Linked DNA regions of Mus musculus: all the other regions are linked to region 2. Evidence: chromatin loops called from intact Hi-C (ENCODE). Cell type or tissue: gastrocnemius. All regions are shown on one strand. Links, peaks and the distances in the headings refer to the core of each region. The heading gives the core; the rest is flanking DNA. Region 1 has its middle 29 kb from the start of Hspb3. Region 2 overlaps Arl15 (ADP-ribosylation factor-like 15). Region 3 has its middle 23 kb from the start of Cspg4b.

What was found. Hi-C counts contacts between places; a loop is a spot of excess contacts. Peaks named below come from ENCODE experiments on the same cell type or tissue, not always from the same donor. Only the 100,000 strongest peaks of a DNase experiment are listed, where the experiment ranks them.
Region 1: it touches region 2 in a loop (17-fold over the local background); 37 of 42 quality-filtered maps call a loop at or near these places.
Region 3: a loop joins it to region 2, with 5 times the contacts of the local background. A loop is called at or near these places in 14 of 42 quality-filtered maps.

What each region holds. Positions count from the first base shown.
Region 1 is chr13:113,687,292-113,698,247 of GRCm38, reverse strand. No RefSeq gene overlaps it. Among named protein-coding and RNA genes, the nearest start is that of Hspb3, 29 kb to the right of the region's middle. In gastrocnemius, for the core only: no CTCF peak of the experiment used is centred there; a DNase peak (open chromatin) is centred at 4,692.
Region 2 is chr13:113,861,250-113,872,205 of GRCm38, reverse strand. All of the region lies in intron 1 of Arl15 (ADP-ribosylation factor-like 15), which reads right to left. Among named protein-coding and RNA genes, the nearest start is that of Arl15, 72 kb to the right of the region's middle. In gastrocnemius, for the core only: CTCF peaks have their summits at 2,836 (motif pointing left), 4,268 (motif pointing left), 6,214 (motif pointing right), 7,093 (motif pointing right) and 1 weaker place; DNase peaks (open chromatin) are centred at 2,824, 6,210 and 7,101; H3K4me3 peaks cover 1,047 bases; H3K27ac peaks cover 1,728 bases.
Region 3 is chr13:113,264,199-113,275,154 of GRCm38, reverse strand. No RefSeq gene overlaps it. Among named protein-coding and RNA genes, the nearest start is that of Cspg4b, 23 kb to the left of the region's middle. In gastrocnemius, for the core only: CTCF peaks have their summits at 5,203 (motif pointing left) and 9,717 (motif pointing right); DNase peaks (open chromatin) are centred at 5,174, 8,341 and 9,714.

The DNA of each region.
Region 1 (10,956 bases), core at 1,411-9,410, 170 kb after region 2:
AGTACAGCATAGGACTTTTAACCTCAAGGTCGTGGGTTCCTGCCCCACATTGGGTGCCAAAATGTAGCATAACCAATTTAAGCTTATCCCTGACTAGCTTACAAGTAAATGAGAGTCAGACTTTGGTTATTTTATTTGGCTTTGACAATTACTGGGATGTAACCCCTAATGTATTCTTCTAACTCCCCACCTTGCTACTTCCCCAGTGGTATACCCCAGATACTTGCTGTTTCTCCTGACCACGTGCTCATGGTTCTGGTCTGTCTCCCCTCATAGTGGCTTCCTCTCTCTTCTTGTTCTTCCTCCTTTTCCCCTGGTCTCTCCTCCAACTAGGTCACTCCAAACCCTAATCCCTCCAGTAATTGGCTATATCCAATTTTATTTAACTTTTAAGTCAAGGAACAAGGTTTGCACAACAAAATCTTTTAAATATGAGAAGTCACTCATAGGCCTAGACCTTCTGGTATAGAATTTAGCATTACAATACATAGCAACAGACCAAACCTCAATATCTATATGCTATAAATTCCTTTTTGTCTTATTCTATGTGCCTCACCACGGCTCATAAGGTATGCTGTGATTTGGCTTCGGTTTTGTTACTAGACCTAAATCCAACTCCTCATCACTCAAGAGTCAATACATGGAAAATGAAAACATGAGAAATGGGGGTTAATGGGGAAGATCTTAGATTTATTCAAATGCTGGCTAGCTCTCTGCAAAGATGGTGTTGTCTTCAGCTACTCCCCCCTGAAAAAGACCATCTTTGGGAACTCAGGTTTTCAAATGGTTCTTTTATAGGAGAGGCAATGTGTAGAGCAACAGCAGATAAAGTACACTGGTTAGCTTTAACTGCCAAGTTGACACAGCCTGGAATCACCTGGGAGGACAGTCTTCATGGAGGATTTTCTAGATCCAATTGGATGGTGGGTAGGTCTGTGGGGAATTGTCTTGGTTGTTAATCTATGTAGGAAGACCCAGCCAGCCAACCCAGGGAGAGACTATTCTGTAGCTTCAGGCTTGAGCTGGGTAACAGTACAGAAAACAAGCAAGCCAGGAAGCAAGCAGTCCATATGGGCCTCGTTCAGCCTCTCTGTCATGCATATTCTATACAAACAATTAAAACTCATGCCACCCAAACTATTTTCATCCCTGTGTCACAGATGATGAAAGTTAAGAGAGCGTTAATTGGTTTAAAAATGATTGCTGACCTCCCAGAAAAGAAGAGCTGGCTGACTGCCAAGTTTCATGGAAAAAAAACAAAACAAAACAAAAAAACCCAAAGCCAGGCTTGCCTTATTGCCTACTCGCAGATGGCTGAACTGAGATTCAAGCCCAGATAGCCTGAGTCCTTTCATAAAACCTTGGGCTTTCCCAGGCATAAAAGCTGAGCTGAGCTCTACCACGGCTTTTATTTTCAGCTTCCTGATCTTGCAAACAGATCAGCAGGCACTGCTATCCTCGGCCCCCAGTGCTATGCTGGGTAGTGTTGTAGGCAAAAGCAAAGCCATCCCGTCCATCTTACTGTCATCGAATTCCAGGTGCTGATCATGCCAAGATGGAGCCAGGACTTTTCCATCCTTGAAATTTACAATTTACCAATTGTGTGGCAAGTATGTGTCTCCCTTTGGAAGTATGATATGCAGGTCAACAGACTGCCATATGCTGTCTCAAGTCGGGTAACTGGAGATCCACACATCTCTGTTTTTGCTCTTCTCCAGTGAAACTTATCAATGAGTGCTGCTCCACTTGCCATTATGTAAATACCAAACTAAAGCTTGGAGATCACATAGCCACAGGGCCAGTAAGTAATATACATATTCAGACAGCTGGGTCTAAATTTTACCACACCTGAGGTGTGAGTGTGAGTGGGTTGGGTAGCTTTTGTACCCCTTAACCCCGAATCTTTGCATTTTTTCACAATGTATGGCACACAGAGACCTGCACATTCATCGTCACTGGATATGTGAATGACTGCAAACATGATAAGAAGACGTAGAAGAGAAACCTGGAAGCCACTCGCAAAGCCAGCCCAGAGAAATTTCTATAAACATCACAGGGGCTTTGTAAATAGCTGCTGAAGTGTTTTGTACATGAACTAAAATTCAAAACTTATTATGTCTGTCAGTTAAATGAGAGAGCCAATAGATGCCACATCCTGCTTTCCGATATAGGAAAAGTAATCCTTAAATAAGACAAGGCTTAACAGAGCACATGACCAATGTTAAATTGTGTGACAGACTTCAAGAGATAGTGATGGATATGGAATAGCTGGCATGAGGCTCTTACAGTTAATTCTTTAATAGACTATGAAGAACAGTATTTGGTTAGAAGGAAAGAAGAGAAAAAGTTGCCCACAGGTGTAATAAAAATCACAACAAAGAAATAAACACAGAGGATTTGACGGACAGATGGAGAAGAAATTTGTTCTATAGTAGAGGATGCAAGGTTGGAAAGAATGAGAAATCAGACGTATGATTGGAACATTGTCTTGGTTACACTTCTTGGCTGTGGTAAGACACTATGACCAAGGCAACCTTTAAAGGAAAGTATTTAATTGGGGCTTGTGGACAGTTTCAGAGAGTGAGTCCATGACCAGCTTGGTAGGGACCTGGCAGCAGGCAGGCAGACATGGCACTGAAGCAGTAGCTGGGAGCTTTACATCTTACAAAAGTTGGAGGTGGGGGCGGGGGAGGAGAGAATATGAATCTGAGTCTGGAATTGGCTTTTGAAACGTCAAAGCCCACCCCCTTGTGACACACCTCCTCCAACAAAGCCACACCTCCAAATCCTTCCCAACCCTTTCCACCACATAGGGACCAAGTGTTGAAATAAATGAGTCTGTATGGGCCATTCTTATTCAAGCCACCACAGGTGTATTGTTGTTTCCAAGGCAGTGAAGGCAGAATATACCCAGTGTTAACAGTACCCAGAAAGACATAATGAAATTACAAACCACTAAACATGTCTCCCAAAAATGAAAGGGATAATGATACTCAGATAGATCGGAAGAAAGATCATTAGGTTATTTATTAATTTCCAGCAACTTCGTGGGGGGGTTGGGGGGTGGAGCTGATCAAGAGAAATGCTCCTTCCACTACCAACACTCAAAAATTTGGAATGAAATTATTTGAGTGCTGGGTAATAATGATGTTAAAGGGAACAGAGGTGGGGGCAATGGAATCTACGTACAAGCAAAGAGAACATGGGGGTCATACTAAAGTACTCTGAGGGATTTAAATACAGTATATGTATATACACACACACATATCATTTTTTTTATTGACCTGAAAATAAAGTTCTAAAAGAATAGAAAGAAAATGTGATTTCCAATCCAGCCGGAGGACAAAAACAATTCAAACAGAATGAAAGAAACGGTACCTATCAGACTGTAACAATGGGTACTGTTTATCTCTCAGTACCCATGGGGAATTGGATCTAGGACCTTTGGCAGTTACCCCTTGTGGATGCTCAAGTCTCTTCTTATAAAATAGACTTGCATTTAATCTACATATACAATTTGCATATAACCCACACATTTCCTCCCATGTATTTTAGACTATCTCTAGGTTTCTTTTTTTTTTTTTTCTTTTTTCTTTCTTTCTTTTTTTTTTCTGAGTCAGGGTTTCTCTGGCTGTCCTGGAACTCACTCTGTAGACCAGGCTGGCCTCAAACTCAGAAATCCACCTGCCTCTGCCTCCCCAGTGCTGGGATCAAAGGCGTGCGCCATCACTGCCCAGCAATTTTTTATCTATTATTACTTGAATCCATGATGCTAATTCCACAGATAAAGATGACTGTAATAAGAATGGAGGCCTGTTCCATGTAAGGATGAGGACACCTATCAATTCTCAGTAGTGGTCCACTCAGAGAAACAGTGGACCTAGGTTACATAGTTTCAAAAGACTTAAACCCTCTCTATGATTCTATCTATCTATCTATCTATCTATCTATCTATCTATCTATCTATCTATCTATCGATCGCATTCCTGCTCAGAGGCCAAAGGCCATTATCTGTCTCCCTGTCACACTTTACCCGGTTCATTTAAAGCAAGGTCTCACGCTAAACTCGAAGCCTGGTGTTCCAGCGAGGCTGCTAGGCAGAAAGCTTCTGGGATCTGCCGTTCTGCTCCCTCCTCCCCCAATGTTGTGGTTGTATGTATAGCCCTGCCAGTTGGTTTGTTTTTTTTAATAAGGGTGTTGGGGATTCAAATTCAAGTCTTCATGCTTATAGAATAGAAACGCTAACCCACTGAACCATTTTCTCAGCCTCCGTAATGTCTTTCTTAAAAGATTAGAATAAATATATGTATCTCCTAGTTAAATCTCAGGGTAAGCACATAGATGTGCATCGTTCTATAATTTGTTGATGCATCATAAAACATTTGAAAAGTCTCAGAGTAAACAAAACCCGAGGGGAACTATCTGGTTCTGAACTCTCTCTCTCAGGAAGAGCCGCCTAATGTTTCTTTGCACATCATGGCGAAAATTCCAGAGGTCATATTCATGAAGATGTTGGGGAAACTAGATATGGGGGAAGAAGTCAACTGGCTTTCAAAGTTGAATATCTTCTTACTCCTGTCATTAACTGTTTAAAACTCAGTAAGGCAACCGTAGACAAGGCCAGTACTAGGAAGTCAAGGTCTAGGGGATTTCTTTGTGCTGTGGTCTGTTTATAGTGCCCTCTAGTGGTAGCTCAGCAGAGCGCTAAAGTGGCACCCGGGATGACAGCTAATTTGTATTTATTTTAGAACATAAAAACAAACATGAGTTCAACTCCGTTTTCATAATTAAGGAATATCCACAGTGCTTGGAGCTTCAGTTTTATGTTCATTCGCCTTCTGCAAGACAAAGAGTGTGTTCTTTCCTTTTAAATGTGTCGCATTGTGTAGATACATTCTACTGAAATGGTAGGTTAAATCTGTACAAGAAAAATGTTATCAATATAATACTCCAGAAATGCCATACTTCATGAGAATTCCTTGGAGATTCTTCAGTGCGCGGGGAAACACTGAAATAATATGAATTGGTTCTGATCCTATATTAATCAGAATTGTGGTACTTCCTATATTAATCAGAATTGTGGTATAGGTAGTCAACCTATACCCAGATTCTCCCTCATTGTTTCTTTTCTTTAAAGCTTGGTCTTAATCTCCTCTGACCTTAATACCTTCTCGGACAGTGGTTATTAACTGGGGGGTACATACTTAACCTATTAATGTAAAGAATTATAATATGTAGCTATTTAGGGCTCACCCAAGACTTGCTTCAGTAGATGTATGTGTGTACATATGTATATGTGTATATGTGTATGTGAGTATGTGTATATGTGTGTATGTATATATGTGTGTATGTGTGTATGTATATATGTGTGTATGTGTGTATATGTGTGTATGTGAGTATGTGTATGTGTGTGTATATATATGCATATATGTGTATGTATGTGTGTATATATGTGTATGTATGTGTGTGTATATGTGTGTATATATGTATGTATGTGTGAGTGTGTGTATATGTGTGTATATATGTATGTATGTGTGAGTGTGTGTTTATGTGTGTATATATGTGTATATGTGTATGTATGAGTGTGTGTATATGTGTATGTGTGAGTGTGTGTATATGTGTATATATGTGTGCATGTGTGTGTATGTGTGCATGTGTGTGTGGTTGACAACAGTTGTCTTCCTCTGTCACCCCTCCCCTTTGTATTTTTTGAGGTATAGTTTCACATGGAATCAGGAGCTCGCTAATTGATTAGACAAGCCTGACTCTATGTCACTCCCCTGGTACCACAACTACAGATATGCCACTATCCCCAACTTTTACATGGGTTTTAGAGATCTGAACTCCAGCTCTCATGTTTGTAGCCAGCATGTCACTGACATCACTGGCTGAGTCCTCTCCCTGAGCCCTCTTGCTGCTGGTCATCATATAGTACTGGCACAACCTTATTATATGCTCAGAACATTTTTGGTGTAGCATATGTGCCAAGCCTCAAGATTGTGCTATGTAATATATATATATATAATTTTGGGATGGGTGTGTGTGTGTGAAGATATAACATGTGCTGGCTTTGAAAACCTATCACCATTGTCCTTACAAACCTTTTGTCTTAAAGTACTGGCCTTGTGTTCATCTTGCAGATACCAAAATCCTTTTCTTGGCTGCATAGGTGCCGAAGGAGCACTCAGGCATTCCGGAAGTCAGCAATGACCAAGTCTCAGCTGTAGATCCGTGGTGCTCCTCCTCACACTGTCCTTCTGGCTCTCCTCTCATGGACAGGACAGTTTGTTCCGCAAGTAACTACTGTCGCCAAACACTGTTCAATATAGGGACCTCAAGAGCAGGAAGAGGTTGCTTCCTGCAGGTAGCACGATGCAATCTGGTGCCAGGAAGCGCTTCTGTTGTGCTGACAGGCTGAGCCTCCGGATAGTAACTCATTATTGCTAAAGTCTACCCGAGGCTCCTTCTCAGCTTCCAGAGGAGCAAAGCGAAGACTGCCTCATTGCTCCTATGTGAGTGGCTGGGCACACACTATGGCTTTGCTCACATCACCAGACATCGTCTGTTCTTGCTGCAAGTTAGCAATCTGATTAAGATTTCTGGTTAAAGTGCTATCAATGCGACCTCTTGTTCCTTAGACGTGACTTGTTGTATGTTGATTACTGTGTATGACATGGAAAGATGGAAAGATGTGGAGACTTTGACATTTCCCCAGTTCTTTCTGACCTCCCCCAGGCAGGGAGAGTGATACAGACAGGATGGGGGTTAGAGGATTCTGAGAGGGAAAATGCAGGTTAGGGGATTAAGGAGGGGGAGGGAGAAGTCAGGTTGGATTTGTGAAATGTAAAACAGGACACTTGGCAGCAAGCATCTTGTCCTCTTCCCTCACAAGATGCTTCTAAGTTTGTCCTTGCTTCTGAAAAATCAGTGTCGTTGCTAGGACGTGCTTACTCATAATAAAGGTGTGAGTTTTATTGAATTTAAATTTATAGAAAAAATATATTTCTTTCTCTTTTAAAATATCATTTTGTTGTTGTCGTTGTTGAGTCAAAAAGCAACAGAAAAAAAAAGAAGCGTTAGTTCGGCTTTTGTCTCCTGTACCTTAGAGCACTCTCATTTCCACCTCCTAGCATTACATGGTTTCTTGTTTCCTTGTACGATCTCCACCGGAGTGGAGCTCCTAACTCAGGGGTCCACGCTGAGCACCAAACGAGGCAATCAATACACTTTGTTTAAGACAAGACCCAATGAAATGACCATGAATGGTGTCTGCACTGGGAAGGCTATCTCTTTTCCTGGTATATGGCTATTCGACTGCCTCACCATTACTCAGTTTATGGGAGGTTGAGGACCATCTCTGGAAGCATCATGATAATAGCAAGAACTATGTTTCATGGAAATCTTTAATGGGGGAATGTTAGTTTCAAATGTGTGGACGAAACCAGTTTTGTTATGGTGAAGGCTGGTTTGAAACAACGAAGGCTCATCTGAGAGACTCGACACCGGCTCTTAGCGTATACAAACTGGGTTTGTTCATTCACTTTAAACATAACTTTGCCCTAATTTTATTTCCAAAAGTTTCCATGGGATACACGTGCACGGTGACTGGCATTTCCCTCCATTGTAAGGCTTTGGAGCACAGTCCCCTGGTCTTAGAGGGAGTGGGTGGGGTGTGAGGGTAAACAGCCACCTCTACAGTGTAGCTCTGTGCTTCAAAGCTTGCACTCTAGGGCTCCATGCTTCATATTCCATTTCTCCCCCTACAAGCAGCAGCCTAAACTCTATGATCCTCAGCTTTCAAAGCTGGAAAATGGGCTCAAACAGAGTATTTACAGGGCCATTGTGAAGACTGGAGAAAGATACAGCATCTCCTAGTTTCCTAGAACATACTAAGTGTTTGCTGCAGTTATTACTGCCCTGTTATTTTTAGACTCTAGGAAGACATCCTTCCCTCACAGGCATCCAACAGAAGTGTGATGGAGATAAGAAGATGTGATAAAAGATCTAATTAAAAGATGGCAAGGTGGTCTACTTCTGACGAGAGGGTCAGCGCTCTTGTTAAGAACCAACAATGAAGCTTTTTCAAAGACAACTTTTGCTCCTGGCAGTTACAAGATAACAAGTGACCGGACGATTCATTTTCAACGTTCTGTGCTCACAGAAGCTCACTGCCTGGAAGCTAGAGCTTGGGGCATGTGCAGGTTTTGATAAGGCTCATCCAATGAAAACCGACGAAGCCTGGTGCTGCCTGAGCAGATCACTAAGGGGGCTTCCCTGTCCATTTTGTCTCTGTCTTTGACCTGCATTCTAGAGTAGCCTTTTGATTTTACTAGAAAAGATTGAAATGAGTGCTTTATGGAGATATCTTTCCCATCATGCCTTTCTTCCCAATCATTTTCTGTGCTTGCTCATGTGCCTCCCAGTCTCTGGGAACAGGTTTTGTTAGTGTTCCTGTTTGTTGGTTCATAGCTCTTCCCTACTTACTTGGGGGAGACTTTATCTGCCACAAGGCTAATTTATCCACATCTTCCTAGGAAGCTATTTTTGCCTTATTTACTTAATAATGCCATTTTGGGACATTTTGTCCAGTGACCATGTGTCACAATCTTGATCATGGTTTTCTTTTCTTTTCTTTTCTTTTCTTTTCTTTTCTTTTCTTTTCTTTTCTTTTCTTTTCTTTTCTCTTCTTTCTTTCTCTATCTCTCTTTCTCTCTCTCTCTCTCTCTTTCTCTCTCTCTCAAGATTTATTTTGTGTACGTGAGTACACTGTAGCTGTCTTCATACCAGAAGAAGTCATCAAAGTCCCATGACAGACAGATGGTTGTGAGACACCATGTGGTTGCTGGGAATTGAACTCAGAACCTTTGGAAGAGCAGTCAGTGCTCTTAACTGCTGAGATACAATCAAGTAGGCTTCATCCCAGGGATGCAGGGATGGTTCAATATACAGATATTTATCAACGTAATACATTATATAAACAAACTCAAAGGGAAAAAAAATGACGTGGTCATCTCAGATGCTGACAAAGCCTTCCACAAAATACAAGACCCCTTCATGTTAAAAGTCTTGGAAAGATCAGGAATTCAAGGTCCATACCTAAAACATAATAAAAGCAATATACAGCAAACCAATAGCCAACATCAAATTAAAAGGAGAGAAACTTGAAGAAATCCTACTAAAATCAGGGACGAGATAAGGCTGCCCACTCTCTCCCTATTTATTCAATATAGTACTTGAAGTTCTAGCCAGAGCAATTAGACAACAAAAGGAGGTCAAAGGGATACAGATCAGAAAGGAAGAGGTCAAGGTATCACTATTTGTGGATGGTATGATAGTATACATAGGTTACCCCAAAAATTCTACCAGAGAACTCCTACACCTGATAAACAACTTCAGCTAAGTGGCTGGATATAAAATTAACTCTAAACAAACCAGTAACCTTTCTCTATACAAAAGACAAAGGAATTAAAGAAACAACACCCTGCATAATAGTCACAAAAAAATATAAAATATCTTGGTGTAACTCTAACCAAGCAAGTGAAAGATCGTTATGACAAGAACTTCAAGTCTCTGAAGAAAGAAATCAAAGAAGACCTCAGAAGATGGAAAGATCTCCCATGCTCACGGATTGGTAGAATTAACATAGTAAAAATGGCCATCTTACCAAAAGCAATCTACAGATTTAATGCAATCCCCATTAAAATTCCAACTAAATTCTTCAGAGATAGAAAGAGCAATTAAGAAATGGGCTACAGAGCTAAACAAAGAATTCTTAACTGGGGAGTCTCGAATGGCTGAGAAACGCCTAAAGAATTGTTCAACATCCTTAGTCATCAGGGAAATGCAAATCAAAGTGACCTGAGATTCCACCTCACACCAGTCAGAATGGCTAAGATCAAACACTCAGGTGACAGCAGATGTTGTCGAGGATGTGGAGGAAGAGGAACACTCCTCCATTGTTGGTGGGATTGCCAGGCCTGGCAGTAAGAGATGATTTTCAAGGGTGACTAGACAAGGGGACAGAAGGTAACCAGGAATCCTTCCAGCTTCTTTAAGAGAAATAATCTTTGCTTGGTCTGGAATGGCCTTGTATGGAGGAATGCAGGAAAATCAGTTACCTCAGCCCCTATCTCCCCCTTTCCCTGATCTCCTTTTAGGGCCACACATTGGCTGGATTCAGTTGGAAGTCACAACACCTACAATGCTGTTGATACAATCAGGGAAGCAAAGGGAAGGCCCTTGCCCCACCCAGGGATCCCTGGAATGCCACAAAGAAAACAGAGGCTCTCTATCTGGGAAACATTTAAAATACATTTAAAATAGGTCCTCCAGTGGCTGGAAGCGTCTTCTTCACGTTGGATCCAGCAGCGGGGACTGGGTTTCTCCGACTTAGCCTGTGGCTATGTGCTAGCGTGACCCCAGGATTCTCCATACCTACTGATTCTTAACATTTTAGCCACTTGGGTAGCAGCAGGATTTTTTCCTTTCTAAAGTTCTTCCTTTCTACGATCATTAAGAAATGACCACGGCTGCCTCCACTGGACCAAATCCCAGTGTCCTGGTGCTTTCCTCTTCCAAGATAAGATGCTGTCCTTCCTGGACTGTCAGGCCCCAGGACCATGGAGAAGCCAGCTGTTAGCCACTGTCAATGGGGCTGCAGCCATGGTTACTGGAAACCCTTGCTTATTTTCCTAGATCGGTTCCCTCTACTCTGATTCCTTGAAGCCAGAAAGTGGTTGACATGACCATCCTCACTGTCCCAGTGCCATAAAACTGAGCCCTGGGGTTGTTTCTGTCCTGTTGTCCCTTAGCTTTCTGGTCCACTGTAGGGGGCTCAGTCACTTGTGTGTATTCTCAGCTTTCTGAGCCTTCTCCATGTCAGTTCCTTTCGCTGCTAGTTTTAACCACTGGGCTGAGAATATCCAACTGCTCTACCTGTGGGCCTGCCTTCCTAGT
Region 2 (10,956 bases), core at 1,654-9,653:
TTCAACTGCATTAGGATAAAATGTGTTTGTGGCCATGCGGGGAAGGGACTTGAGGAGCCTCGGGTTTAGGAAGTTAAGTCTCAGCAGAGTGCTGTTGGGACGAGAGGCCGGAGTAACCGGCCAAGTCCGAGGAGGGGCTGGCTGACCTCCAGCAGCCGAAGTGTGAGAATGCACAGAGGTGACCGACCGATCGTCTGCAGCCTAGAGGGACAGCTCTCTCATTAGACAGCGCTGCCCTGTGAGGAAGAGAGTTCAGACCAGAGAGGAAGGTGGATCTCAAGAGGAAAAAGGGTTGGGGGGGAGGGGGAGGGAGAAAAAGCAGGGATTTACTTCGAGGAGCCAACAAGACAGACAGGCAGAAGACGGACAGGCAGACTAAAACTTAATCAGTTGATGGCTGGACTTATGGATTGGGTCCATCTGCCAAGATTCCAAAGGATTTCACGTGGCTCAAATACGTAAATACAACAAACAGCGAGATGGAAAATAGAAATTGTTATAAATCAGCATCTAGGCTCAGCAAGTTAGAGATTGGATTGTGGAACTCAAGCGGGACCTGGGGACTGAAATTGAAAATTTGGACACCGTCAGTGTGAAAGTGACCGCTGTCACTGCCCCTTGAGAGTGGGAGTGGCGGGACTGGGGTGGGGGCGGGAGCGGACTCTCATTTTTTTTTTTCACTTATAACAAGCTTTTGTCATTTAAACTTTTAATCAGCAGATACATCCTACTTCTTGAGATTTTTTTTTTTAATATATCCATCTTTTTGGAGGAAAGAAAAAATAATGAAACAAAAAGAGCAAGGTTGGAGCAACAGACGTCATCAGGCATTAATTAGTCCTTAGGTACGAACGCGTACTGCATGTGATCAGTTAGTTAGCCAGGCCTGGAAGGAATCACAGTAACTCTGCTCAGAATCCTGGCGTGGCCGTTTTTCTTCAGGGCCCAGGAGCCAGTGGGAAAGGCACGGGCAGGCAATTAAATGGGATTTAAATGTCTCCTCTTTCGCTGATTCCAGGCTGGGGGATTAGGGATGTTCAACTTTCCAAACGACAGAAAGAACATTGGTTCTGTGGGTGTGGAGGCTGAGCGGTCCGGGCTCATCCTCTCTCCAGTCCATCAGGGAAAGAAAGAGACTGTCGGCAAGAGGGTCCCTCCACGCCTGTGCGAGTGACAGGGTGTCTCCCACGAGAAGCAAGGGAGCATGGCTAAGCCAACTACCCTCCCTGCCTCGAGGAGGCTCTGCACTGTCTTCTCTTCATCCTCTGGCCCTCTGAGAGGCTGGCACTACTGTGAGGCTCCTTCACTAAATGACGAAGGAAAGTCTTCCAGGCTGGAAGACTGGCTGGTAGTCACTGCGAAAGAACCATCTATCTGAAAGGTTCTAAGACGGGCATTGCTACATCTCAGGTTAGAGGTGAACTAAAAACCGTAACAGAATCACTAAGTTCTACAAACTAGTCTTGTAAGTAGGAATGTCTCAGGCAGGTCAAGCAACACAGCTCATCTCTCCCGAACAGCCAAAGATGCAGTGGGGCAGCCGCGTTAGGGCACCCGACAGGACAAAGCACGTGACCCCGTGACGGCTGCGCACATCCTAAAGCCACGCAGCCTCAACACTTCCTGTACACTTTCCGGGTGTGAACTCTGTAGTATGCCGATAAACAAGAAAATACACCACAAACACTTCCTCTTAGAAGCTTCCAGCAACCATCTGTTTCGTTTTAATTTTTCCACGTTTGTATCTCTTCCTGTTTCCCTTTGGAATCCACTTTTTTTTCTCTGTGACCCGTGGAAACATCCTGGCTTCTCTCTCCTCTGCATGCTCCCAACAGGGCAAGCCTGGGTAGTTAGCCTGCTTTCCGTAAAAACACACATTTTCCAAACCTAGATTTGAATTATTATTATTATTATTATTATTATTATTATTATTATTAGAAATTAAGTGGGAGTCCCTGGCCATGTCCAGGAACTTTACCACCTGATTAGTGCCCTAACCAAGATAGGCTTTCTGTTGTCTCCTGAAAACTCAAGCTATGGTTCCAACAAAAGGACTGAAGGAAAGTCAAAGGCCCACTAAGAGAGGCATTAAGAAACAGATAATGTTCCCAGAAGAGAAGACAACGAGGCTGAGTTAAAACGATAACCTGAAAAACTTGTCAGAAAGGCAGAAACCACATCCATTTTAGTGACGAGAGTTCAATGTAGCAAGCAAGTTAAAAATGAACTCACGAGCTGGACAAGCAAAATGGAGACAGTCAGAGCCCAGAGATGATCAAAGGAGACTCGGGAGGTTGTGGAGCCTGGGGGAAAGGCGGCTGGCCAGAGGAGAGGTGCTGCCCAGCGGATGTCTGGGAATCCGAAATGAATCGGAAGCCTGTGACTCGCCATCCCTCAGGTGAATTTGTTTCCACTTGGGAAAAGCACGTGGAAGGGTCTGTGAGGGGTCACACCCTCTCCCGTCTGGAGGGACATCTTTGACAGTCTTATAGCATAAAGGCCACTTCTGCCACCTCGGCTGTCAGTGGTCATACCTCAGATGTCAGCACTCATTCCTCCACTAAGCCTTCTCCAAGTGTCTGGAGACGTGAGCCATGAGGTGACAGACTCTGGAACTCAGTCGCTCAAGTGTGGCCTGCCTAGAAAAACCAGACTCAGCGTATAGCAAAAGCCTGTGGGGGTGGCTAATAAGCTGAAGTCATACTAAGAGTGCAAGGTTTTGTTTTTCCTCCCCTGATAACTTGTATTTTCTTCACTACCAGTTCCAGCACACATCCTCTGAGGGGAATTGCACAGTATTTGGCTGACTGCACCCGCCCCCTGGTGGCTACCCCGGGGTAAGGCGATAAGCCAGGAAATCCTGATGGCCCGCACAGCAGAATCTTAGACAACCAGAAAACAGAATTTACTTGATTGGAGAACTAGGAAGAGTTGGTGTAACAAAGTACAATTTCTAAAAGAAAAACTCACACATTGGTAAGTATACTTTCCCAGGCCTTTCTTATTTATCTACTGCAGCCAAGGGGATTTGTTTACATCTCACTAATCTGATTTGTTGTTCTATCCTCTTTGTCTAACTGTGCCCTTTAGGGTGGGCCTAAGCTGTGCTACTAACAAGAACTGGGCTGCTGCCAGGCGTGGTGGTGCACGCCTTTGATCCCAGCACATGGGAAGCAGAGGCAGGCGGATTTCTGAGTTCGAGGCCAGCCTGGTCTACAAAGTGAGTTCCAGGACAGCCAGGGCTACACAGAGAAACCCTGTCTCAAAAAAACCAAAAAAACAAAAACAAAAAAACAAAAACAAAGAACTGGGGTGCTTCTTATATGCAACGAGGGCTCAGAGGATTTGGCTAAGGCTATATGTCCCTGCCACCTCCTGGAACACAGTCAGATCCCATCCAAGGCCAACACAGACCAAACTCTCGGGAACTGAGCCCCACCACGCCTTAGGCCTTCCTGGTGCTTTTGTACAATCATTGTTATGGTGGCAAAGAGTGGCTTGGAAGCTCCAGGGCAGGCATTTACCTGAGCAAGGTCCACAAAGAGTGAGCTTCGAATCAAGACAGACAGATTCAGTTTACAAAGGAATTGGCCAGCCAGGGCATGGTAGCACATGCCTTCCATCCTGGCACTTTGGAGGCAGAGATGCACAGATACCCAAGAGTTCTAGGCCAGCAAATGGAAACACAGTGAGACCCTGTCTTGAAAAACAAACAAACAAACAAACAAACAACAAACAAACAAGAAGTCCAAGAAAGGCTCCACCAAGTAGCTGTGTGAAAATGTAGTCTCTCTCCTTAGTGCTATGCCTTCTCTAGTTCACCCTCCCTCCCCACAGACAGAAAAGACCCTCAAAAGACTCCTACCTCCCCCACTGCATTCTCCCTGCGAATTATTTGGAGTCACATACTTCTCTGGCTCCCTTCAGGTAACCAAGGTCTGTCTGTTTTATCACCATTACGCACACACACACAAAATAGGTATACAATAGTTTCTGGTACAAAGGGCTCCTTAAAACTGTGAAAGTCAGCTGGTCTTAGCCACCAGGTTTCCATAGCCATCTCCACCCCACATCACAACATTCACCATCAAGGCTACAGATCTAAAAGCCATCAACGACAGCCTCCTCAGGTCCCAGTTTAAGAAATGAGATGGATTTACTCTGAGAGTTAACAGGGCTAGCTCCCAAAAAGCAAAATAAAATTATACACTTAAACTTGTTTTATATCCCCCACACCCCAAAGAAGTGAGGGGTGCCCTCTAGTGGACCTTAACAAACTCAGAGAACACAAGAAGTATCTTTGATTGCTAGCAGTTAGCACCTTACAAAGGAAAGCGCAAATATAACCTGAATACAGGGGCAGAAGTGACTTTTATTTGGTAGTATGACTAAAGAACTAAGAAAATGTGAGAGTCTTACTCACAGTTACTAATAATTAAATGCCAAAAGGAACATTGGGTCTCAAAACAAGCCCTGCCTTCTTAAATTCTTACAAGCTGACTATTATATTAGTCAGGGTTCTGGGTTCTCTAGAGAAATGGAATTCATAGGAATATATATACATACATACACAGACACACACACACACACACAAACACACAGGAACTCATTCCAGGCTGTGATCCAACAATGGCTGTCTACCAATACAAGTCCTAAGAATGTAGAACTTGTTCAGTCCACAATGCTGGCTTCCTCAGCTGGTCTTCAGTATATACCAGAATCCCAAAGAAGTGGGCTCTGCTCTCATGCCAGTGAAAGGATGGACTGGCTAGTGAGAGTGAGGGCAAGCAGGCAGAGAACAAGAGCTTCCTTCATCCATGTCTGTTCTATGGGCTGCCACCAGAAGGTAGAATGCAGACTAAAGGGAGAGCTCCCCAACTCAAAAGATCCAGATTAAAAGTGGGTCTTCCCACTTTAAAAAAAAAAAAAAAAAAAAAGAAGCTCTTAGCTGGGTGGTGGCAGCACACACCTTTAGTCCCAGCATTTGGGAGGCAGAGGCAGGCGAATCTCTGAGTTCCGGGACAGCCAGGGCTACACAAAGAAACCCTATCTTGAAAAAAGCAAAAAGGGAGAAAGGAAAAAAATGAGCAGTTGTTCCCATCCCGCTGGGTTTTAGTTAATTCCAGATGTAGTCAAGTTGACTACCAAGAGTAGCAAGTCAGGTTAACCAAGAATATCCGGAACCAGGACACAACAGCTATCCCAAATAATCCACTAAATTATGTTTTCTTAACTGAGCAAATATGCTCTAAGTGCTTAGAAACACCAATTAATACTAATAGACACAATTCAGGTGATTATTAACCCAACTCCCACGTATTAAAATTGCTCTCAATCCACACCTATGAAAAGACAATGCTCTTCACGAGATCCGCAAAGACCTTGGAAGGTTAGCGTCAATGCCTCAGGTACCCCTTTGGTTGACTTTGTAGGCTAATGTCAAAAGAATTTAATTCTATACAAGTTTCTCTAAACGACATAGGATAAAAAAAATTCGGCTTTATACATAACACTTTAAAACATAATAACATGGGAAAGCACTTAAAATAGACTGAAAAATAGTTAGACGCTATTGAGTAATGGGTTCAGTTATGTTTTTAGAACACAAACAGACCAAGATTTATGGAAGCATACATTTATTGTTTGAGAGGAGAAATTATATATTAACAGAAAAAGGAGTGGCAGATTTTTTTTTTACCATTTGAAAGTTATATGCAATTTTAATTAAAAATAATTAAATAGGAAAAAAAATTAAAAGTATTATGAACATAATTATTTCTCCTAAATGAAAATAATTCAACTTAATTCACAAGGATATCAAAAGATTGAGTCACAAGTAGAAATGGTCTATCTGTTTTTAAAATCGGAAGACATCTTTATCAAAGAAATTCAATGTCTAACTCCCACAGACCTGGGTGGCATAGAAACCTTCTCCATCACAATTAACCATTGGCAGGACAGAGATTACAGTCCACTTTCTACTGTCTGCCTGGATGAAAGAGTATTCGTTTGCTAACCCTTAAATTCTGGAATCTATGAAGGGTTGAACTACCATCATAGCGATATCTTCTGGCCTTGAACTTGGAATCTTTGTACATCAGCTCCCAGCACAGCAGCTTAATGAACGCAGGGCTTCAAGATCTAGCTTCAGTCTGCTCAACTAGACGTGAAGAACTAAATAGTCAGTGGTACTGACGCACAGCAGCCACCAGGGGGCACACCCTCCCACCTGGAACTTGAGCACCAGCTACCAAAACAATAATAAGTTATACTTCAAAAACGATTTCTTTCTGAGCACAAAAGATCTCCAAGTCAGCTTAAACTGCCAGACAGAGCTAAGACAATTCTCTGGGGGTCACACTTACTATGAAATCCTACTTCATGATGTGTCGGTGTCTCCTCCTGATCACAAAGCTGGCCGGCACCCACTACGACACCTTCTCTTTGTGCAATTGAAACGCTCTCATCTCGTAACCCATCTTAAGCCTACCATTATCACCTAGGTCTCGTATGACTCTGCCACCTCCTATCAGTCGGCCAAATTGCCTCAAGAAAACAGAACTGGTGAACCCTTTGTTAACAGGCAGGACAAACTTAACACTAAAGGTCAGAATGAGTAATGCATGGCGTGTGGCCCAGTTTGAGTGGCACTGAAGTTTTGAACTCACATGATATGGGAAACATCTGGTTCAACAGACTTCTTTAAGAGATATTCTGGCCTTCTCTTGGTATTTATTACTTCCCAACTTCTCTATCTATGAAGACAGAATGTCTATCTGGGATTTTATCATGCCCATATGTATTTCTAAAAACATGAAAATGAATTATAAAATAAGAAGACAGCCCCACAAATAAGAGGGCAAATATAGTCCCACAAATTAAGCTGACTCTTAAAACAAATTCTAATTGGATCTACATTTTAAATGCAATGAAATAAAATGAAGTCACAAGAGTGTTAGCATATATTTAAAGTAGTGGTAGTTTATAAAGTAGGATTTTCATTTAAAAAAGATTTATGTAGTTTATTTTTATGTATGGCGTGTTGCATGCATGTATATATGTGTGTGCATCATGTTCATGCAGTTCCAGGGGAGGCCACAAGAGGGCATCAGATTCCCTGGAACTGGAGTTATGGACCCTTTGTGTGCTGTCCTGTGGGTTTTAGGAGCTGTACTAGGTCCTCTGCAGGAAAAATCAAGAGCTCTTAAAAGCTGAGCCATCTCTCCATCCTTGAAATTGGTACATTCTTCTGGGTGAGGACCAGGATTCAAAGGAGAGTCCTGACTACTCTTCCCAAATCATTACTCTGCTAATCCTTGCTATCACGGTCATCACTTTATCCCTGAGTTTAACAACGTGGGAAGGCAAGAGGAAGCACCCTGATATTTGGTTGGCTAGAGCTAACCTCAGCCCCGGGGCTAGTGACCCTTTGCTTTCCAGAGGCCAACACGCTCAGCTTCAAACTCTGAGCTGAAAAACACTTCACCCCAGGACTGGTTTTACAATACACAACAACAAAAGACAACAGGGTGGGGTGGGGGGTCAAAGAAGGAAGGAGGACACTGCCAGGTGGTATCCCCAAAGCCCCTGACTTCTGAAACAAACGGGGAATAGAAAACCTAAGGCTGACTGGTGTGCAGTCACTTTCCCCAGTGAGGGCTGCAACGGGCACTAGAGGTCACTGGCATCTCAGAGTTGTTACAAATTCATATTCGTTAGCAGTTCTTACTCAAGAACTTCACCCTGACATTAAGCCAACCTCACAGACTAAGCGCCACTTCAAAGAACAAGAAAATCCTTGAGTACGTGTTAAAGTGCTTTCCAAATCACTCTCAAGGAAATCAGGTCTCTGGGACAAAGCAGAAAATCAAGGGTATTTCGTGGGCGGAACAGGTATTCTTAGAGACATCACACTGGATCTGAACTTCATCCGCAGCATTGACCCAGTTCAAATATCACCTCGATAGTCACAGGTTTGTATGTAACTAATAAAAAAAAATCTCTTTTCCACACAAATGTTAGCATAGCTAAGCAAATAAAATTGTGCCATCAGCCTTCTTCCCACAGTTACTGACAAGGTATTTTGGGCAGCAAGAGGTTCTTCTTCTAGACGAGGGGGGGGAGGCGCTCTGAATACACAGCCCAGTGGGGAAAACTCGGCCTTATCTGCATGCAGTTAAATGTGACCATTTGTTTATGTTCTGAAGTCTGAGAACAGAAATGGATGGGCATTTGAGATAGTTTCCTTAAACAAGACCGGCAGACTATTGTTGTCCTTCTTCCTTCCTGGAGTCTGAAACATGGGCATCTCGAGCTCGAGAGGCTGCTCGGGACAAGAAGGTTCTAGCAAGCACTGCAAAAGGAGAAGCAACAAGAGACAAGGCTGGGTTCCTGAAAGACCACACACACCTCTGAGTGCGCCTTCCAAGCCTGTCGCTAACTGACGCAACACCCCCAGCCCTTGGTGCTTTGCCATTCCGAAGCCACTAAATGATCTCAATAGGTACCACCAGATGCTCACATTTTAGACTTACCTTAAATTTATTTTATACTGGCAATATACAGAGAACACATACACACAGAGAGGAACACTTCCAAAATTAGAAGGCACCAAAAAGTCCACACTGAGGTCCACTGGGCATCCTTTATCCACACTCACTCAACGCTTTACTCTCATCCTGTTCTAGAGCCCCCAACACACACTGCATTGCAAGTGTTTGGTATAGGTGTGCCACCTGCCACAATTACAGCACTAGTAAGTGTCTAGTCTGCTATCACAGCCTTAATGCCTACAACAGGCTACTGGAAAATACTTGCAGACCATGGTCGCTTCCTTTCCGTGGCTCTGGTTAAGATCCTGATCAATAATAACAACAGAAGGAGAGGGTGAGTTTGACATAGGCACTTCCAGGTCACAATCCATCGCGGAGGGAAGTCAAGGCTACCCTGATGCGGGAGCTCGAAGCAGAAGGCACAGAGGAAGGCTGCCTGCTGGCTCGAACGCAGGCTCAAGCTTAGTTAACCTTCCAACAGAACCCAGGGCCACCTAATAAGGGTGGTGATGTCCAGGATGCTTACTTACCTTTGTAACATAACCCAGGGCCATCTGACTAAGGATGCTGCTGTCCAGTGTTTAAGGGCCCCTTTATGGACTAATTCACAACCAAGGTGGTCCCGCACAAATTCTGTCACAGGCCAGTGTGGTTTAGGCAATGACCCAACCGAAGCCTCTTCTCTCAGACGACCGCAGGCTGTGCCCTTAAGACAACTAAGACTGACCTGGACCAAGCAAACAAATGAAAGCGGGTTCTTAGCAAGGAAGGGTTTCTTACGATCTGAATCTTCTCAAAGGCGCTGTGTCACTGAGCCCAGACAGAGGAACAAGCCTGCTAGCCTCAGAACTCACTGAGGAAGCACAGCTCTGTCTAATGGTAACAAATTGAAACTGATTCTTTATTCTTCTATTAAAAATAAGCCTCAGAATACAGTACCAGGCAACTCTAATTAAGACAGCCTACCCCAAAGTTGTGTTTTTAACATATCCCAATGATAAAATAACATTATCATTATTCACCACCATAGAAAATAAATTTAATGTAAGAAGATTCCCTCTACGTAGCACTACTATATTTAGCTTTTTTTGGTCTTTTATTTCCTCACCTGTAGAATATAGGTAATTAAGCTGACATGTATTTTCCCCTAAGATCAAATGACTTTTTTATGCGCTCCTCAAATAACCATCTCCCAGTAAGCGTCAGGATAATGGTATTATTATAGAATTTGCTGCTTTTTTAAATGGAGCACAAGAACACAATTCAACTTTCTGTCATGACTCAAACGCACTGGAGGACGGACAGGGCTTCTCAAAATAAGCAATTATGTAATTTTGTGTTAAGTCGGATTCCTGTATAATAGAGGCATGCGTGTGTAGACCGGCTGTAAGGCAGACCTCTAAGGTTAGAAAACGCAAGCCCGGCCGGGAACAAGAGTCAGTACACGGTACGGAGCTTGCCTGGTCTGGGTAAGGCCCTGGATCTGGCCTTTTGACAATCAAATGGGAAGCAAGCACAGCCTGAAACTCAGAAAGCTTTTTGTTGACGCGTCTCCTTTTCAGTGTTCTGAGAGGTCTCAAGAAGACCGTCCTTGTCCTGGGGAGAGACGGGGTCTGTTATCACCAAAAGAAAGGACTGGTGAGGGGCTGTCAGTCTGGACTTCTTTTATAACTAGTCCTGCTGTCTGCACCACAAAGGTCTTGACAGAAGCAAAGAAATAGACCTCGGTATGGTCTATTTCTAAGACCCTCCCCCAACAACACAGAAACTAAGATGATGACCAATCCAAGCAAGGTCAAACAGACAGGATAAATACTCCAACTCTGGTCACTCCCCCTTCTCAGATCAACAAGGCCTTCCCAAGGGGCCTGGGAACCCTGGAGCACTCTCACCACGCCCACCCACCCACAGGTGCACGCGCACACATGCACACATACACACACATACACACACACACACACACACACACACACTCACACACACACACACACTCACACACACACACACACACACTCACACACACACACACACACACAGACACACACACTCACACACACACACACTCACACTGCCCTGATCACTTTAGTTTCTTCCTTCCCTATCTTATCCGTTACTCTACCTAGCACTAGTTCAACTCTTGACTGTTCTGGTTATCTCAGTCTCTTTTATAATACGCAGCACGGCTGGCTCATGCATTCTGAAGGTTAAGGCGTCATCATTTGATCTTTAGACGAATTCTTGTCACTAACTGTATGTTCCGTTCCCAAAGCCAGGCAAGGCCCACACCATCTTAGAACCTCAGCGGAGGATAAGCAGGTCCGTTCAGTGCCAGTGCCTTGTTAGAGAAAAAAAAAGATCCCAGGCAACAGAAGAGACTCCTTGGCTTGGGTGGAGTCGCAGCAGA
Region 3 (10,956 bases), core at 1,902-9,901, 600 kb after region 2:
CCGATGACCCGTTTTTTGGCACATAAGCTGATTGACTATCAGGTGGGGGAAGGACTCTGCCCTTTATATCCCTCACAGAGCGACACTGGTCAGCTCTATGATAACCCTTGCCACACTTAGAGCAAAGAGTGAGAGTCCCTCCCTGTTTATCTGGAGCTCTGCAATCTTTCTTAAAATGCCCAGGCTTTCCGCAATTAAAACATGTCCTCTGATCATTTCTGCTCATGGAGCGGTTCTGAGATTGGAGGATGGCGGCCGCTAAGCCTGCATTGGTGAGAGGTCCCCCAAGCTCTCGACAGACCCTGAGCCAGTCTTGTAAGCCTTTGTTCTTTCTTGGGGCTATGGCCGCTCGGCACTCCTTTGTGGCTTGCTCATAGATTAGCTGTTCTATCAGAGGCGCAGCTTGCTCTGACTCTCCAAAAATACGCTCTGCTGCCTCTGTCATTCTGGCCACAAAATCTGAGAAGGATTCCTGAGGTCCCTGGATTATCTTTGTTAACTGACCAGTGGTTTCACCTGCTCGGGAGAGCGCCTTCCAGGCCCTAATAGCCGTGGAAGAAATCTGGGCATAAGCTCCCCAATGGTAGTTTGTTTGATCAGCAGAATAAGCTCCCTGACCCGTTAACAAGTCAAAAGTCCAATCTCTCTGCTCTGGAGTCAAAGCAGCTGCGTTTGCTCGGGCCTGCGCTTGTGCAGCTTCGTGCCAAAGCGCTCTCCATTCCATATATTTGCCCATACTAGGGAGAGCGGCTTTTACAACCGTTTGCCAGTCAGCAGGAGTTAGTGCCATGCCGGCGAGCCTGTCTAACTGCACCAAGGTAAAATTAGCATTGGTTCCGTATTTACGGACCGACTCGGCGAGTTCTTTAATTTGTAAGTATTCTACCGGAGCGTGGACACGCCCACCCTCGGCTCCTTCAAAGACTGGAAATGCCTGTTGTATTTTCCTTTGTTCCTCTCTGGGAATGAATGAGTCTGCGCACTGCCTCTCTGCGCACTGCCTCTCTGCGCATCTCTCTGCGCATTGCCTCTCTGCGCATTGCTGACGCACTACGCAGGGTGGGGGCTCCGCATAGGGCGGACCTTGAAGCCGACTGCCCTGAGGCCAATCAGCAAACTGGCCTTCGCCAGCCGCTTTTGGCTTCCTTAACTGATTAGCTAGCACTTTACCTGGCTGGTACCCTTTTTTCTCATAATGAGCTGCTTCTTCCTCCCAGTCTGTTTCTTCAGAGGAGAATTCTTCATCTGCTTCAGAGCTACTAAGAGCTGGCTCCCCGAGCCCATCCAGCGATGAGCACAGGCTCCTTTTCCTAGAGACCTCCGCTAATTGATCTTTCTTCTTTTCCCTTTTTCCTCTTTTTCTTCTAATCTCTCTCCAGGTATTCCTACCTAACCTTAACTTTTCCTCGGGTTCAAGACCCTTGGAAAGGCCTGTATACTTATTTTGTGTACCATATTTCCTCTTTGTTCCTACTCTCTCTCCCCACTTTACTTCTGATAGCTTGTCCTGAATTTCATCTAGAATCCGCCCTGCCTTAACCACTTGATAACATGTGAAAAGGAACAAAAGGGCTCCTAACACCAGAAAAAATTCAAGGCCAAACATATTCCACTTTACTTCTGATAGACTGTCTTGAATTTCCTTAGAAAGTTCAAGGCCAGGCTTACCTCGTAAAGCTATACTCACTGGTACTCTCGTTCCCCAGCTGAAAAGTTCTGAATTCATACAGTTGAATCCTTCTTAACAGTCTGTGTTGTGGGAACACTTCATAACCGCGACCCGCAGTTCTGGTTCTGGAATGAGGGATCTTCCTTGCACCAGTCCCGAGTTTTTTCTCGTCCCGGAATTCGGCACCAATTGTTATTAGACGCGTTCTCACGACCGGCCAGGAAAGACGCAACAGACCAGAATCTTCTGCGGCAAAGCTTTATTGCTTACATCTTCAGGAGCCAGAGTGCAAGAAGCAAGAGAGCAAGAAGCAAGAGAGAGAGAGAACGAAACCCCGTCCCTATTAAGGAGAATTTTCCTTCGCCTAGGACGTGTCACTCCCTGATTGGCTGCAGCCCATCGGCCGAGTTGACGTCACGAGGAAGGCAGAGCACATGGAGTGAAGAACCACCCTCGGCACATGCGCAGATTATTTGTTTACCACTTAGAACACAGCTGTCAGCGCCATCTTGTAACGGCGAATGTGGGCGCGGCTCCCAACAGCCTAGCAAACACAGAAGTGGATGCTCACAGTCAGCTAATGGATGGATCACAGGGCTCCCAATGGAGGAGCTAGGGAAAGTACCCAAGGAGCTAAAGGGATCTTCAACCCTATAGGTGGAACAACATTATGAACTAACCAGTACCCCTGAGCTCTTGACTCTAGCTGCATATGTATCAAAAGATGGCCTAGTCGGCCATCACTGGAAAGAGAGGCCCATTGGACACGCAGACTTTGTGTGCCCCGGTACAGGGGAACGCCAGGGCCAAAGGGGGGGAGTGGGTGGGTAGGGGAGTGGGGGTGGGTGGGTAAGGGGGACTTTTGGTATAGCATTGGAAATGTAAATGAGCTAAATACCTAATAAAAAATGGAAAAAAAAAAAAAAAAGACAAAAAGGCCACCAACAGATTGGGAAAGGATTTTTACCAATCCTAAATCTGATAGTGGATGTCATTTATAAAGATGACACTCAGGTTTGCCCCTTGGCTTCCATGTACATTTTCACGTGTGTGCTCTCACCTGCCCATACACATATACATGAACACACACACACACACACACACACACACACACACAGAAGCACATGAACACACATATATTAAAAAGTAAAAAGTTATACTTTTCAAAGACATTAAAACTACCAAGAAGAGAATGGAGTACCCAAGTGTGGAAAGATCTAGAAATTTACATATTTAAAAATATTACCGCACCACACAGACAGGAGTGGATTCTCTCTGATTGAGGCTGAAGCATTTGTGAACCTGAGCTCAGCCCATAGGCGGGTCTTTCACCCTTGGCTAGGCCCATTTTAGTCTAGCAGTAAGGTCCCTGTCACCTTCCTCGGGGTCAGCTTTAATTATGTTTCACAACACCTTTTATGATGATGGTGATGGTGGTGGTGGTGGTGATGATGATGGTGGTGGTGGTGGTAATGGTCATGATGTTTTCTGTCCTGTCATTCTTAGACATTATCCCTACTTCATGGTAATCTCTTTTGATTTGAAGAGAAATCTGTTTTGGTCCCTCTGCTTCTGCTCTGGCTTTGTTCCTTGGCTCTCCAAGGGATTCAAGGAGAAAGAACATAGACAGAACCCCCTCAGCTTTTATAAACTAAGAGGTGTAAACCTCGATCAGGAGAGAGATTCACAGATGCAAAGACGACGACCCGCTTGGTTGGCTGCTCATGAAGCGAAAATGAAAATACATCAAATTATTATTTCAGCCACTTTTGGCTATAGGACAGTCTTTTTGTTTTGATTTGTTTTAAGATTTATTTTAGTGTGTGTGTGTGTGTGTGTGTGTGTGTGTGTGTGTGTGTGTGTGCAAGTAGCCACAAAGGTCAGATGAGGCTATCAGATCTGGAGCTACAGGTAGTTATGATCTATCCAACATGGGTGTTGGGAACCAAGCTCAGGTCTTCTGCAAGGGTAGCAAGTGTCCGTCCGTCACTGTGTTTCACCTCCTACACGACAGTCCTTTCGTTAAGAATCACTAGTCTCTTCTTTCACCATGTTTAGAATCCAGAGTTCATATCGGTGATGTGTCATTTACCAGCACTAAGAACTTCAGTTTCGGTTTCAACTTACCCAGGGGACACGGTCACGGGCTTTAAGTTTCCTCAGAAAAAGCAGCATGTAGGGACAAAGGAGGAGAAGGAGGTCAGAAATCATATGGAGAGAGACAGACAGACAGACAGACAGACAGACAGAGAGAGAGACAGACAGAGAGAGAGACAGAGAGAGTCAGAGACACAGAGACAGAGAGACAGAGACAGAGAGACAGAGACAGAGAGACTGAACACTGAAAGCTCATGGTATGTTATACACTTGAGGAATTTGGCTGCAGAAGCCTTCATATCTCACCTGATTATCGCTTCTTCTTGTGCCGCCACCAGGAAATAGCTCCCCACTGAAGGAATGCAGAAAATGTTGCTATCATATGGCTTTATGGCATTATAGAGGTCAAACCACCTCTGGCATTCCCAAGGCCTTAGTTCATAAAAGGAGGTAGTCCTCAGAGTCCCTCCCAGGTCTGACATTCCACAATGACTTGAATCACTGGGCCATTCATTGTACCTAAACTTTTACAGAGCCCTTGCAGTAGCCCAGAGCACACAAAGATGACTCTCTTCATAGCCAAGATGGGGATTGTCCTAATCGTCCCATTTTGATAAATTCTAAGGGTCAGACACCCTATCTTCCGTCTATATTGTCTCGGAATTGAGTATCTTCCAGGCCACTGGCTGGAATGTGGACCTGTATACCATATGTGGTGAAAATCCACATAGCTGGTCTGAATGGTGGGCTGTTTCCCACAGACCCACTCGTGAGATTTGCATGGAGGTCCCACACAGAAGCCCGGCGCTGAGTCACAACACTCCTGTGTAGCTTATGGCATTCAATACGTGAACTTCTCGGTGATAGGACAACTAGACATTGTCTCCAGCACCCTCCCCTGCTGAAGAGCCCGGGGTTCAGACACAATACCAACAGGCCCCAGGCCTCGTTAGGGAAAGCAGCAATTCTGCTGAATATGCATGCTAACACAAAGCTGCCTTCTGGATAAAGAAACGTAAGAAGCCACACGAGACATTTGGGGATCTCTCAGAAATGCAGAGAAGAGAGGAAATTGTTGAGCTGAGCTTTCCAAAGACCCATTTATCCCTGTTTTGCTTTCCCCTTCTTCAACCCACATATATGACTAAGTCCTACTTTCTCCCTGCAATTGGGTGAGAGGAGAGTCCCAGGGAGAACACCTCTCAGTCATGCCCTGCCGGACCCCTGCCTGCCCTACTCCAGCCCCAGCCCCAGCCCCAGCCCCAGCCCCAGCCCCAGCCCCAGCCCCAGCCCCAGCCCCAGCCCCAGCCCCAGCTACCAGAGTTTGTGCTCCCTCAGACATTTCTGAGGCCTGCTGGCTTTTCCACAACCCTCTCCCGCCTGCTTGTGATCCACGTGTCTCTGGTGCCACCTGCAGGAAGTAGAGCGCAGCTGCGTTCCTAACCCCGAGGTAGTCCTGATGGAGAGAGAATGAGATGTATTGGATACAGTTACATGAAGAGGTCTATTATGAGTGCTCAGAGATGCTGAAAGGTTTCGTGAAAGGTGGAACAAGAGATAGAGGAAGGCTGATAATGCCATTTGAAGGATAGAACCACCCTAGATGGGAGAAGCATCCTTACCTCGTCCAGAGACTGAAATGTCATTGTCATGCCCAGAATGGACAGACGGCTTGCTAAGAGGAAGAAAGACCAGGTGTAAGGACCGCGCCAAAGAGTTGGGATTTGACAAGTATCTCTTGTAGGGTAAAAAGATCTTAAGATTAGGGAAGGGAGTTCTAGAATTCGGACTTGTCTGGGAAAAAAGTGAGGGAGGAGGAGAGAGGGGGAGAGAGGGGGAAAGGAAGAGGGAGGAGAGAGTTGGACAACATCCAAACGCAGGGAGGGATTTGCTAAGAAAAAAGCAGAGGTGCACTTAACCAGAGTCTGTTCACTACTCCAGGTACAGGGCCCGGAGCTCAGAAGCCTCTACTTTCTCTATGCTATGAGAAGCACAGAGACCTGCCAAGTGTGCGACGTGGAACACTGGCCTGGGAGATTTGGACTTACTTTGTCTGCTCTAAAAACAAACAAACAAACATCTCACCTCTGGGATGGTGAGACTACTTGGTGGTTAAAAGCACTTTTTGCAAAGCCCAATGATCCAGACTTGATCTGCAGGGCCCACACTGTGGGAGGAGAGTGCTGACCCCACAAGTAGTCCTCGCCATCCCCTGCATGCTATGGCGTGCACCCCCGCCCATTAATGCAAGTTTTAAAACTAAATTTTAAAAAATCCTGCCCTGGGTCAGTCCTCTATCTTGTCTCTGTGTCTGATGCAGGATTTACACTAGTGAGGATTTTACTATAAAGCCTCCAGATAACCACTAAGACATATTTAACTTTGTGGGCGGCATTTTATGCAAATAAGCAAGGGTGGGTTTTCTATTCTGTAGAAGTTCCAGGTCCTGTTTAAGCACTCTTCGTACTATGTGTGTGTGGGAAGCCACATGTGCCATTGCAGGGTGGTGCTGGCTACCGCTGGCCACCACACATACATAGGCAGTAAAGTTTTTTTGCCAAGATGAGGTTTTGAGAATTAACCAAAATTAACCAATCAGATGAGAAACAAGTTAACCAATCAGATGAGAGACAAGTTAACCAATCAGATGTAGGCATGCAAATGAGGTGGTAAGCACAACCCATGCATAACCAATCCAGGTGTGAGACACGCCTCTCCTAGGCCTATATAAGCAGCACCAGTTCTGGGCTTAGGGTCTCTTCGCCTCTGCAATCAAGCTCTCCCAATAAACGTGTACAGAAGGATCCTGTTGCAGCGTCGTTCTTGCTGGCGAGTCAGGGCACGCGCAAGATATGTGTATATAGTGTGTGAAGTCCTTAAAGACCCTGGAGCTGATACCCTTGTGCAACTGTGTTTTGAATAAAGCCAGCACAGTGTTAAACATAAGGACAGGCAGTGCTGATCATGGGTTTCTGACTGTTTCTGGGTGGCTTTTAGTTTTATTTTTTTCTGACTGCTGTAACCTACGTTTTTTTTTTTTTTTTAAGTAGATTGCCTTGAATAGATTGAAGTGTTGTTAATAATGATTAAAGATTAGAGACAAGGAATTATCCATGGAGATTTAGATTGCCATTTAGAATCCAACGTAGTCAGTTATATGTCCATGAATTAATGAGGTATGCATCACTACTAGAATGAATACTGAAATAATGTTATACATGGTAGTCATGAAGTGTCTACGGGTTGTGGTGTGGGTATACTTTATGGTGTGTATTTAAGGTCCGTGAGCTGATGCTTTTGTTGAGCTTATTTTGATCCGCAGTGGGGGGACTCGAGGTACACACCTAGCTGCTTTCACTTTTTCCTTCTGTTTCTGTGGTAACACATACTACCGTAATCTCTGTTATATAAACATCTTTAATCAATTTGACACACAGACAACATGGCACTGACTGTTGCTAAAATAGAAACAAACCATGATATTGTTCACTCATGGTTAGCACCCATCTTCCTTTCAATGGAGACTAATTGGAAGTCGACCTTGCAACTTTGTCTCCAAACTGCCAAACTCCCTCACAACAAAAGACATTTCAATGCTGGGCCAGACCCTGGTGGCACACACCTCTAATTCCATCTGCCATCAGTGGATCTCTGTGTTCCAGGAGAGGCTGGCCCCATAGAACAAGCTCCAGGGCAACCAGAGCTACACTGAGAAACAGTGTGTGTGTGTGTGTGTGTGTGTGTGTGTGTGTGTGTGTGTGTGTGTGTTGTGGGTGGGAGACTTTCAAAAGTATGCACGTTTCTCCAGACACGTGTACAGTGTTTAATTCACTTAGTGGCTCTCTGGGATAAATACTATTAGTAGCTCTGTCTTCAGATTCTGCGGGCCCTGCAGTTCTTACACTACAGACTCACTTTCTTACACAATATTCTCTTCCAGGCCAGTTCCTCATTTTAAATGCACACATCCATCAACACAGTGGTTGATGTCAAATTCCAAATGACCACAACCCCTAGTGTAAAGTCAATTTACAAAACACCTTGCTTCCTGTGGTCTGAACTCTTGGAGGAAGACTCTGAAAGACACAGAGAGCACATAGTGAGTGCCAACAGGATGTAACCCCATATCATATATGACAGCCCTAATCAGACCCCCTGTATCTGGGAAATTGTGGAGACTTGTGTCTTTTTACAGCTTTGCTCATTGGCTCTTGGCTAAACAAGAGTCTTGAGAAAAGAGATGTTTGAGCCTTATAACAGCGAATAACTAATACACAAGTCTGAAATACAATATGCAAATGATTGTCGGTTAAGGGTAATTTTTCCTCCCCAGAATATAATTAGCAATTGGAGATTATTTACTGTCATGTCTGCTGGCTTTTCGTGGTCAAAAATATTGATAAATACTCTGCACTGTGCAAGATAGAGATTTCATGTCACAAGAATGATATCTGGTCGGAGATATTAGGATATTTTTTCCTGCAGGAACCCTGATACTCTGTATAGACAGTGAACTCTATCTACTTCTGGGATTCCAGATGGGGAATACTGAGTAGGCCCGCCCTCTAGTGGACAACGTGAATAGTGCAGCTGAGTATTGTCTTTGCAAGAGTTATTAAGTATGTCTTACCCTTTCCGGGTGCTGTCCTTCTCTCCCCACCCCCACCCCCGACCCTCAAACACACATTTAGACATTTACTAAAGCATGAAGCATAGGCCCTCCATGCTGTCTGCTATATCAGCGTGGCTACCTGTACAGGTCTAGCCAGCACAGCGGCAACTTCCTTGTTCTCCTTAGAGTAGCAATGAGAGTAGCCACACCCCGTAGCTGCTCCATCTTACCACTGACTTCATTCCCAGTCCACTGGAGAACGGAGGTCTGCTGGATGGTTTTCCATCAACTTGCGCTGCCTCAGAGAGTTGATGTTCAAAGTCAGCCTTGAGAAAGAACAGCTCACGTGCCTCTTCATTCCACCAGTAACTCCATCATTGGCACTGCAGTCTAAATCAAGGCATTCAGCATCGTTTACCACCCACATACGCAAAAGCCATTGTTCCTTCCTAAGACCACACGTGTTGCAGAAAGACCAAGGCCTGCACATGCTGATTCAAATTATTACCCATTTTCTCTAGCGTCCTCTCTTTGCCTACGTGTTAATTCAACTGGGAATGTTTATTCTAGATTAGCCTAGCCCTTCACATGAGAAACCATCCAATCAGGTTTGTCCATGCTTCAGCCTTTGGGCTGCCTGCATCCCGCAATAGCTGTGAATATGTCCCAACACATCTGTAGATGATATCATATCAAAAGTTTAGATGCCTCTACTAACATCAGCGTTTGAATCTAAGCTACTTTCTCATGGCAGCGAGGAGGAAGAAACATCTCAAGCTCTCCAGAAACTAAAAGCTAAAGTTGAAGAATTCACAGAGCCATCTTAAAGAATAATATACCATTGGGGCTGGAGATGTCGCTTGATAATAGGGAGGATGCTTAGCCAGCAAACAAAATGCTGGTAATGATGGCGGCGGTGGTGGTGGCGGTGGTGGTGGTGGTGGTGGTGGTGGTGGTGGTGGTGGTGGTGGTGGCGGCGGCAGCGGCGGCGGAGGTGATGGTGGTGAGAGACCTAACCGATGATGTGCTTGTTTCAAAATAATTTCTCCAGTTTCTAGGAATCAGGACTTTAAAGGCTGGAAGTACTGCTCAGCAGTTAAGAGCACTAACTGTTCTTGCAGGGTTGCTGAGCCGGGTTCCCAGCATCCACGTCAAGTGGACCACAAACATCGGTTAACTCTTGATCCAGGGGCATCCGGTGCCTCTGGCTTCCGGCTGGCACCCATACACAAACACATCCACGTACACACAATCAGAAATAATCATTCTAAAAAGGAAAAGACTGGTTTCCCAAGGAACCGCCGAACGATGCTGGATCTTGAAACAAGCTGTGCCACTTGGGGGCGCCATTTGTTTGATGAAAATCTGGTACCTTAAAGTGTCATCTTTGACCGAGTCCCATGCCCAGTGCATGCTATGAAATAAAACCGAATTTAGAGCTCACTTCTAAGAAAAGAAACAGAAATGGCGGTTTAGTCTGTGTTCTAGTGGGGTTAGGCAAAATTCAGTTGACAAGCTCTCAATTTCCTTGTACAAAGCTGGCTTTATCCAGTCAAATGAAATAGAAGGCTGTTGTGTTACAAAAGAGGCTCTGTATATTTGGACAGAAGAGACAACAAGAGCAAATTGCATAACAGGCATCTTCTCACTTACAGGCATCTTCTCACTTACCTAAGCCCTTTGGGTTCTGTAGGGCTACGCCTTCTGCTTATTTGGCTGTTTAAGCTCTTCTAAAAACAAAACAAAGCAAAACAAAACAAAACAAAACAAAACAACCTGATTGTGACCTTAGCCTCTTGAACAAGCATTGTTTGTCCAACAAAGTTTCAACATCTGGCCAGAAATAGCCAAAGAGTCTAGGGAGACTTGAAATCCCCAAATATTTTTGAGGGCTCTGCAGAGGGATGCTCAGACACAGCTCTTTTAATTTGCTGGAGTATTTGACGGAGATAAAACTTTATGACTGGTGAACTTCAAGTGAAACTGCCAATGGAGAGTATACCTGAGAGCTAGAGAAAACAGAAGAAGCATCGTTGACCCAAATGGAATTTCCTTCTCTTGGCTTCAACCTACCTCAGTCTACCTGGGCTTCCATTACTCATGGGAGCTCTGTGGTCTCCTTGACTACAATCCCCCCCCCCCGCCCCGTCAAAGATCACTCCATAACCTTTTTTTTTCATGGTGTATTGCTCTATTTAATTCAGCATCTTGCATTCAATTTTAAGGCCCCTACAGACAGAAAATGTTCTATCTTCGTTATTTTTTTTTATTTATTTACCAGCCCAGGAAAATATCAAAACATGATGAATGCTTTCAAATTTACAGACTTATCTAAAAAGAACCGAGAGAAGAAAGGGGGAAAAAATCCCTTCTATTTGTTTGTTTGTTTTTGTTCACTGAAGGCCTTACTGTATAGCCTAATTCACCATCTTCCTGCCTCAACTTCCTAAGAGCAAGATTACAGGTATGTACCACTGGGGCTGGCTCATGTTCTTGTTTTTAAAAGAAGATGATTTCTACTGGTCAAGAAACTTAATTAGTGTTGAAGACTTAAGGAGGAGACTGTGGATGTGTGTGT